Regions from separate parts of the Mus musculus genome. Here region 2 is linked to region 1. The links are chromatin contacts, found by Hi-C or POLR2A ChIA-PET in ENCODE. All regions are on one chromosome and are shown on one strand. The core of a region is the stretch at or near the end of the contact, and the rest is flanking DNA. Distances in the headings are between cores, read along the strand shown.

Evidence for each region. A loop is a pair of places that touch in the nucleus more often than their neighbours do. ChIA-PET counts read pairs that join two places held with the same protein, here RNA polymerase II (POLR2A).
Region 2: a map of T-helper 17 cell shows a loop between it and region 1 (2.4-fold over the local background). The contact joins two enhancer-like sites. A Hi-C loop is called at or near these places in 1 of 37 maps with a recorded cell type or tissue (T-helper 17 cell). POLR2A ChIA-PET finds 5 or more read pairs at or near these places in 1 of 5 experiments (embryonic stem cell).

The regions. Positions count from the first base shown.
Region 1 is chr14:76,273,645-76,278,696 of GRCm38, reverse strand. No RefSeq gene overlaps it. Among named protein-coding and RNA genes, the nearest start is that of 2900040C04Rik, 25 kb to the right of the region's middle. Within about 2 kb of position 1,941, at least 1 of the 3 ENCODE cell types and tissues checked has a DNase peak (open chromatin) inside an H3K27ac peak, as active enhancers do.
Region 2 is chr14:76,827,651-76,832,774 of GRCm38, reverse strand. Gm30365 (a long non-coding RNA gene) reads left to right here. Exons shown (of 3, transcript XR_383623.4): 3 at 1-5,124. Among named protein-coding and RNA genes, the nearest start is that of Gm30365, 7.5 kb to the left of the region's middle. Within about 2 kb of position 3,449, at least 1 of the 3 ENCODE cell types and tissues checked has a DNase peak (open chromatin) inside an H3K27ac peak, as active enhancers do.

The sequences.
Region 1 (5,052 bases), core at 692-3,191:
GTCTGGCCACTGGCTACTGCTCTTTTTAGGTCAGAAGGCAATACACACCGTGTATAGTGGACAGATAAGACTCCCACCTTGCTACTAGCTGGAGTTCACACCTCTTCCTTGGGTTCATGGAGAGAGAGAGAGAGAGCGAGGGAGAGAGAGAGAGAAGGAAGAAAGAAAAAAAGGAAGAAAGAGAAGAGAAACAGTTTATTACCAGGCCCTGTGATGTAGCCAGCTCACCCTGCAGATCGATACACCCAGGAAGGGAATTTCATAGGAGTCCAAGGAGCAGCAGTGAGTAGATGAATTTTATCTCCCTAATTTATTTTTTATTACATCTGTGTGTGTTCGAGGTGTATGTGCGTTGTACACGTCCATGTGTGTGCTCCTGTGCATACATGCGTGCAGCGGTCAGAGTTCAGAGTTGGTATTCGTTCCTAGCCACTTTGTTTTCTGAGACAGGCTCTCTCACCAGAGCTCACCAATTCAACTGAGCCGGCCCGCCTAGCAGCAAGCCCCGGGGCTCTCGACAGGTCTCCCTCTCCAGGCTGCTCTGATGACAGGCGCACGCCCGCTGCCACACTGGCACGCTGGCCTTTTGCCTGGATGCTCATCTGCTGAGGACCAGCCCAGGTCCCCATGCAGGGTTTCATGGCAAGGGTTGCACCAACTGAGTCATCTCCCCAAACCCGGGATGTGGCTTTTAATGGTGTCTCAGGCAGTTGATAGTTGGTGTTTCTGACTGGCGGGAGACTGTGGAGAGAGGTTTGGGAAAATACAACATTATTTTGTTGCCAAGGTCAGAGAGCAAGACCAGAGTTTAGCACGGGCTGAAACAGGAAGGGAGAACAAGGTGACCAAAGGCTTGGCTGCTGCCGGGGTGTGGGGTGTCACAAATTGTCAGACCACCATGGAGGACAGATGGGAAGTAAGAGATGATGGGTTGGTGACAGATAGCACCACCCCCAAACTGAGGCTGCATAGGTTTGTATACCTACTGCCTTGTGTTTGTTTAAACCTAAATACAAGAACCCAGGTATGTATACCTACTGCCTTGTGTTTGTTTAAACCTAAATACAAGAACGCAGGTATGTATACCTACTGCCTTGTGTTTGAACCTAAATACAAGAACCCTGTATATAAAGATCTTCCTGTTGGGACCCTGAAGATGGACTCGGTGGGAGAGGGCACTGGACTCTGTGCTCATCTTCCTGATGTGGCCACATTGGATTCGTCTCTCTTTGGTGAGTTTTCACCATTGCTTGTCTTTTTAATTAGTCTTTTGAGCACAGTGTCCAGGACTGGCTTGTTAGGACTGCCAGGCCCGGGGCTCAGACTCTAAAAGCTCAATGGTGAACAAGATGGACCATCCCATAGTGGCAGACCAGCCTATGAGGTTAATAAAAGACTGACGGAACCGGGCGTGGTGGTACACACCTTTAATCCCAGCACTCAGGAGGCAGAAGCAGGAAGATCTCTGAGTTCCAGGACAGCCATGGCTACACAGAGAAACCCTGTCTCGTAAAACAAAAAACAGCGAAAACAAAAACAAAACAAAACAAAAAAACTGACGGGGATGGAAAAGAAGAAAAGCAGAAACCTGAGTCAGGCAGTAAGTGTCTTATCTCAAGAGAAATCAGAGTTCCTTAGCCGAAAGGGCTGCTGGATAAAAGGCTCCAGAGAGGTGTAGACAGGAAAGGCCCCAGTTAGTTGTCCGGTGCTGGCAAGTCATTGGGTGAAAGTCCTGGCCCTTTGTTCTATCCAGGTCTGGGCTTTGCTGTAGGAAGTTAGGTGGCCTTTGCTGTAGGAAGTTAGGGCTTACCCACCCACTTCCACACGCCTTACGCAGTGAGGCTGTAGCAATCTAATCTTGGAGAGACAAAGCCGGGTCTCCTCAGCTCCGGAGCTGATAAGCACCAGGTTAAAGCCCGGCGCCACTCAGGACAATGATTAGCACGCTCAGGAATCCAACCAGCACTGTGGCCAAAAGGGACAAGGACAAACTCATTTTCCCCCCACCTCCAAATCCATTGTGAGCAGCCCGAAACACCTCTTGTTGGAATTTAACCCAGTGAAATCAGCATTATCTCCATTCATGTCTTTAGGGATTCAACTAGACCACAGCAGCACATGACCAGCTTGACCTCCACCTAAATACTGATAGCAAGCTCCAGGCCATTCACTGCCAAGTCTGTAGAGGCAAGACTCAGCAAAAGGCACAGTGATGTGCTTATACTGGTTCTGAGAGGCTCGAACCGCCCCTCCCCCCAATTGTGTGATTCAACATAGAAATGGCTGAGCTTTAAAGAAAAAGAAATTGCTTATGGAAACTACTAACTTCTCTAATCAATGGCATGTGCGCATTAACAGGAATAGTCACCAAAAAAAAAAAAAAAGATGAAGATTTCATGCAGAGAATTCACAAATTAATGCATTGATGGTCCTCCGTGCATATAAGCATAATAGGTTATAGGTTTGCATGAATACCTTCACTTACAGCTGCTTGGATGATTTAAATGCATTAACAATATAAATTTGAATCAAATATTTGTAGAAACCCATGTGCCCAAAATAGATGGAGTTTGGATTTGGAACGGAGGACAACAAGGAGGGCGAAGTCGATGAGGAGGAGAAGATGTGAGGTCAGAGAGGACTTTACATATAACATTAGAGAGCTTGAACCAGAATTTGGGATGTGGAAGCAAAGGCGAAATAATCAGGTTTCCATCTTAGAGCCATCATCAGCTGCAGTGAGGATGATGGGTTTGGGTGGGGCAGAGGGGAGGATGAGGAGGGAGACAGACTGATCATCATTAGGAGGTGCTAAGACACTCAGAACTGAAGCCACAGCCAAGAGCTATTAGAAAGGCAGAGAGGACAGGATGAGGCTATTGATTGGATGGAGTAGAGGGACTGAGGACAAAGGAAATGTGACTGGGGTGGGGGGTGGTGAAATAGACAGAGTTTCCCTTACCAGGTTAGGAAACAGATGCTGAGCTAACACACATTGAGTCTGAGATTTGAATCCTTGCAAAGAAGCTCATGTCAAAAACCATGTTAACGGAGTACAGCACACAAAAACAGATAAGCAGGCAGACAGTCGTACAGGTGGCTCGAGCCTTTAATCCCAGCACTTGGGAGGCAGAGGCAGGCAGATCTCTGGGAGTTCAAGGACAACCTGGTCTACAGAGCTAGTTCCAGGACAGCCAGGGCTTGTAACACAGAAATCCTGGAGGGGGAGGGGGGAGGTAGGAAGAGGAGGAGGAAGAAGAAGGGAAGGGAGAGAGGGAAGAAGGGAGGGAGAGAGGGAGGAGAGAAATAGGCAACAGCTATGTGGAGCTCACAGTACTGTCAACAAAGCCCAAATGCAAACAGGGCAGTCAGTGTTGTAAGGAAAGCATGTAGATTTGGAAAATAAGGTGATATGTCTGATAATAGTCTATACTTCTTAGAGAGTTACTGGCTTTGAGAAGCTGGAAAAAAGAAGAAAACCATTTAAATATGGACTAACATGAGCCAGATAAGGCAGGCAGGCAAGGGATCTGACAGGAGGTTAAGGGATGAAGAGACCCAGGCAGGCAGATCAGAGGACTCCAAGGGACATCAGTGCAGAACTATTCCATGCTCATGAAAGCCGGGGAGAGGATTTGACAAGGAGAAGTGCGAAACCATGGAAACCTCGCCCGATCCTTTCCTCCTTCACTTCTCATGGCAGGGACTCTGACCACAGGGGCTGCTGGGAAGGCTCTGTCATCCAGTTGTCCTTCTCCCCCAGGTGAATGTCACTGTGAGTGCAAAGGAAAACACCAATGACTGCTGCAGACCACACCAGTGAGGCCACATGGGGAATGCCAGTCTGAGTCCCCAAGGCTGTGCTTCCAACTTATTTTGTAATCTCTGGTTCGTGGTTTGGGAGTATATTAATTGGCAGAGATTACAAAAGTAGCTATGACTCCATCTTTGCTTAGGAGTTTGTGCAGAGATTTTTGAGAACTCTTGTTTATCATTTGGGTTTGTGTCTCATTCCTGTAGCTTTGGGAGGCAGGAGCTGCTCCTGGTGTAGTGATGTGAAGCGCTTCAGGCCAGTGTTGACCATGTCAGTCATCCCAGGTGGTTGGTCATCATGATGCAAGCACTGAACTTTCTTTTCTGCTAGGACAAGGCACACTGTGCTTTGATAAATGTTGTGAATGTAGTCAATGGAGCAAAACCTTATTCTGTGCAGGCTGTTACTAGTGCCATCTTAAGTCTAACCTCTGCCAATGGAAAAGCCATGGGATGTGGGTCTGCAAAGGCTAAGATTTTCCAAATCAAGGACCTTCCCTGGGCCTCTTACTTAGTTTACTTTCTGTCTGGCTACATCATAACACACATGGTTAGTTTTCTAAAACAGACTTTGTCCTACCTGGTACATATACACATGTCTAGTTTTCACATAGACACAAATGTATGCTTGCTATATATTGGAGAGAAAAAAAAGAGCAGAGAACCATTTGCAGTGTCATGTTCTGAAACTTTATTCAAATGTGCTTTCAACATTTGAGACAACAAAAAGGCCCATTGCATATCCAGAAGTTTCCACGTGTTCCTAAACAATCCAAAGTGAGTAGACTCAGCCAACTGTGCATACATCCGAGATCACTTAGAAGAGACTGGAGACTCTCACCATCAAGCACACCACTTATAAAGGAGCACCCTCGAGACCACTGGCACAGAGAAGGTGACGAGCAGAGTCTCTTTCCAGTGACGCCAAGTTGGTTGGAGCAAACCCGGGACGATTTGCAAGGGGGCTTGAGATAGTTTGACAGGTAAAAGTGCCTGGCTGATGATCTGAGTTCAAGCCCCAACTCCCACACGGTGGAAGAAGAGAATCAACTCTTGAAAGTTGTCCTATGACCTCCACATTTCTGTCATCACTTGAGTGTGCATGTGCACACACACACACACGCACACGCACACATGCATGCAAACACATACACACATTCTCTCTCTCTCACTAAATAAATGCATGTAATTTATAATTTAATGTGGAATTGTAAAAGGATCATAAGCACCAACGCTGCA
Region 2 (5,124 bases), core at 2,200-4,699, 550 kb before region 1:
AGGAGCAGCAGCTGCTGCCTCCTCCTCCTTCCCCTCCTCTTCCTCTTCCTCCTCCTCTTCTTCCTTTTACTCCTCCTCCTTCTTCAGAGCACTTCCTGCCCCTCTCAGGACTCTGGCATTTATTCTCCTTCCAGAGTCCCCTGCATTAAACTATCTGCAGCTGGCAAAAATCATGCCCTTCCCAGAGCACGAGACAACCACAGTTAGTGGCTGTGGACAAACTGAAGCAGCCCCATATCCCATACCTGGGATTAAAACAGAAACATAGTTACATAATATGACTGTTGGCTTTGTGTGTGTGTGTGTGTGTGTGTGTGTGTGTGTGTGTGTGTGTGTGTGTGTTTAAAGAAACCAAAATTCTCCCTACAAGCAGTGCCATTTTCTAGTTTATGGTCGCCAGTGATATATTAGCAGGAACTAGCTCATTTGAAATGTAGTTTGTATGGTGCAAATTCCATTAACGCAACAGCATCTGCTGTCTCGTCTCGGGGTCACTGAAGACTGGGCCCTCAAGAATAGTCTGCTGATAATATTTGCAAATAAAACTGGAACATGCCCAAAATAGCACATTCACAAACTGCATCACAGAAACAAGCAGTGTGAAAAAACAAACAAACAAACAAACAAACAAAAAAAACAAGGCAATTTGACGTCTCCAAAAGACTCCCCAACTACTGAATTCTCTTCTACTGAAATAGGTTAAAATCTGGACGAGGATTTCAAAATAAAAATAATCACCAGCCACGATGATGACACAAGCAAGAGAAGGAATTCAAATAAAGACTTGGAGAAACAAGTCGGCAACATTAAAATGTCAGCAAAATCGATGGAAAAAAGAAAAACAATGTGGATTTAAAAAAATCAATAACATGAAAGAGTCAGCAAGGAAATTGAGATTTGAAAGAAAAACAAAATAGGTTTGGAAATGAAACACTCCAAGAACCAAATAAGCATCGCCAACAGACTAGACCAAGCAGAAGAAAGGATGTCACGGAGGGAGCAACAGGATAAAATAGTATAAGCATTAAATACTACATTCAACAGCAATAAGGAAAAAATAAATGAGCATGCCCACGGTTTATAAGGACTCAGAGACAAAATCAGGAGCTCAAACCTGAGAGTACGTGAGACAAAGGGGGATCTGGAATATAGGCTTAAGACACGATAGAAGAAAATTTCCAATCTAGAGAAAGAAATAGATATCCAGTCACAAGAGGCATTTAGGATCCAGGACAGGGGCAACTAGAGAAGAACCTCTCCGCGATATATTAGTCAGGATGTGAAAAGCATAAAGCTGTCAGGGAAGGACACCAACTCAACTGAAAAAGGCAACATCTCAGCATGAATCAGGCCTCTTCCGCACCCTAGAAACTCAGGGAAGCATGAACACATCCCTGAGAGTGAGGAACTGCCCACCAAAGCTGCGATGTGCAGTAAAGCGAGCTTGTAAAATTGATGGAGAAATAAGAACATGTCGAGATCATCACAAACCACAGCATTCCAGGACCATCAATCCCAGCGCTTCAGAAGGCACCTAATAAATACTGTGCACCTTTCAGGAAGAGGGACAAACCCACGGAACCTTTAAAGTAGACCACATTCCAGGCCAAAAAGCAAGTCTTCACAAAAGAAGTAAAATAATTTACTATATCTTACAAGATCATATTGAAACTCAAAATCAACAAGACAGGTGACAGAAACTCGACAAAGACTTGAAGGCAGCCCAATAAGAATAACAAGGGGGCCATTGGCAAAATCATGGAGGAAACTCAAAAGTCCCTAGAACCAAATGAAAATAGAAGCACAATTTACAAGAGCCCTTGGGATAATGCTACGGTATTGATTGCTAAGAGAGAAATTTACAGTCCTGAGTGGACACACACACACACAGGAAAGAGAGAGAGAGAGAGAGAGAGAGAGAGAGAGAGAGAGAGATTGTTAGAAAATTAGAAAAACAAAGAGGAGCCAAATCCAAAGCAGCTAATGGAAAGAAGGAACAGACAGATGGAAGGAACAGACAGATGGAAGGAACAGACAGATGGCTCAGGAGTTAAGAGCCCTGGTTTCTCTTCCAGACAACCCAGGTTCAGTTCTTAGCATCCATGACAGCTCACAAGCAACTGTAACTCTAGTTATAGGAGATCCAACATCCTTTTGTGGCCTCCATGGTCACCAGACACACATGTAGTATATAAACAGAGTTGCAAGTAAAACACCTATGGATATAAAGCTAATCTTAAAAGATAAGGGCAGAAATGACTGAAATAGAAACTAAACAGGCAATGTATAGCATCAGCCAAACAAAAGGGTTTTTTTTTTTCTTTAGAAGAAATCAACAAGACTGGAAAACCTGTAGCCAATTTCATAAAATGGGAGATGAAAAGGGAATGTTGCAACAGATTCTAATGACATTTGGAGCATCTTTAAGGAATGTTTTAAAAACATTAAAGGATCCTAGATTCCTAGACACATCCACCTACCAAAACTAAGCCAAGAAAATACACTAGTAACTTGAACGGACCCATGACAAGAAAACTGAACTAATATTAACTGTGTCATAAACAAATGAATGGTCAAAGAAAACATGGTGTGCATAGTCAGTGGAATTGTACCCAGCCAGAAAGAAAAATGAAATCATGACATTTGCAGGGAAATGGATGGGCCTGGTGATCACCGCATTAAGTGAAATAAGCCATACTCAGACAAAGGCTGCATGCAAGCATTACAGACCATAAAAGAGAGGGAAGAGCAATTAAGAAAGTGGTGGGAGGGGGAAGAGAGGGTGAGAGAGAATATGTGAGACAAAAGCACAATGGGGTCTACTTGAAGGGACAGAGGACCAGCACGAGTGGCAGGGAGGACTGAGAGCACAGTGGAGAGGATGATGGGGAGGGTGATGAGGGAGAGAAATGGGGGAGGGGAGAGCAATGGGGAAGGGGGATGAACAAAGAGAAAGTATCACAACACATATGTAGGAAGATGCCTGTGGCAAAGTAAAAGTGTACGCTTAAAAACAAACAAGCAGATCAAACAACGCCACTCAGGATTCTACTCCAGCTCCTCTTTTATCCCACTCTTCAACGGATGAATCTGGAGACTGGCTCACACTAAGCATTTGAGAAACAGTCTTAGTTTACTCTTTTTGTAACCATGAGTTGCAGTGTGTAAAATGGTTTAACTCAAAGGATATGAATTTAACACAACCTTACATTCTTCATCTAAATCTTACACTGTAGCCAAATTTCTAATCAGACCTCAACACCTGTAACTCAGTTTTCTTCCATTAAATTATGAAAGCATAGCAGGCCTCAAGATTATTGGTCTGCAACCCTAGAAATAGAGGAATAGCCGTGACTATTATTTCCCCCTGGGTGTGAATTGCCATTTCACAGGCTGTCACTGTCACTGTGTTTTAAGTCCCCTGCCAACCACCCTGGGGCAGGTAGATGGCATCACAGGTCTTGAAGCCCTAACAGGAAATGTTTTCTTTTAAAGACTGGATTGGCCTCTCTTTCCATGAGACACCCAATTCATATCCCTAGCAGCTTCAATTTTCAATGAAGGGAGGCTCCTTCATTAGCATGTCTCTGAAATAAGCTGTGCATTTGGAGGCAATTTTCCTGGACTTGGCTGCCCATTCGTTTACAGCGTGGTCCAGACAAGTAATCCTGCCACCTCAGATGGCCTCTGAAAACCTGAGCCAGGAAAGTTCCTGACACATTTGGACTCTGGCTGGGATCAGTGTCCAGCTTCCTGCAAACACTCCTGGGGATGTCAACACATTTTTCCATCTTCTCTCCTGTTTGTATTACACCCTGGGAGGACTAGGTTTAGGCAAGCATCAATATTTTGATGTGATGACATGATGAACGTCCACAGTCAGTGCTGACAGTTGCAATTCTGAGATGCTAGAGTGCAGAGGGTAAAAGCGGTAGAAGAAACAAGCCAAAAGCTATGAAGAGAAGATGTCCTATTTAATCTCTCACAAAAAAAAAAAAAAAAAAAAAAAAAAAACAAGGTAGCTCGGTGTGCCTGCAAATGAAGCATTTGTTTTCCTCCCAATCGTGGTCTGTTTCCTGTTTCAGAGCCCAATGTACAGAGAAGGAACTTGGGGCGTGCGGGAGGGAGTGGGGGGAATCTTTGGTGACTCTTACATTCAGTCACATGTAGACGTCACCAAGTTCCAAAGATTTCACATCTGCTGTGTAGCTTCATACATTGAATACATCTTATATGTAACCTTTATCCAGTCCCACACTGCCACATTGCGCTTCATCTTTAACACCAGTAAGCACTTCTGCCTATTGTATTAGTTACTCCTCTTGCTGCTGTGACAAAGTATCTACAAAAAGTAACTTTTAGAAGGGTTTATTTTGTGCTTTTTCCATCACCCTGTTGGAGGCATGGCAGCAGAAGGAATGGGAGACTCTTCCTATTGTATCCACAGTCAGGAAACAAGAGCAGTGAATGTCTGTGCTCAGATCGCTTTCTTCTTTATTTCAACCAGGGACTGCAGGACAAGAAACAGTATCTCCACATTTAACATCAGATCTCACTCGGGCTAATCATGATACATGCCCAACTGTTCCCATGGTGATGCTAAATCCCACCAAACTGACAATCAAGACCAACCACTGCAGCTATTGTATGCATTCTCTGTTGCTGTGATAAAACTCCAGAGAAAGCAGGAAAGGCTTCTTTGGGGGCTCATTGTGTCAGCGCGCAGTTTCGTAGACTGGTTGTTTTATGCCTGTAGCAAGGCGGTAGATCTTTACAAAATATGTAGCATAAGAAAGCACTTATAACATGGTGGCCAGAAAGCAAGAGAAGACAGCCTCCCGATGTCACCTTTAAGGGCACACTCCAATGACCTAGCAGCCTCAAACTAGGTCCCACCACCCATCAGCCTGGTGGATGACAGGTCTTCAGCGCACGACCTTTGGAAGGCATTTCAGATCCACTCCTGATGGTCGTTTAGTCTTCTCTCTGCCTGACTCTGACATTCTATAATACATTCCCCATGCTACAGTGAGAAAAATCTCTAGCATAAATTCAGGAATATAAACCTGCTTTGTTACTTTTTGCTGGTTTTTCATTGCTTTCTGAACAAAGTCCAAGATCTCA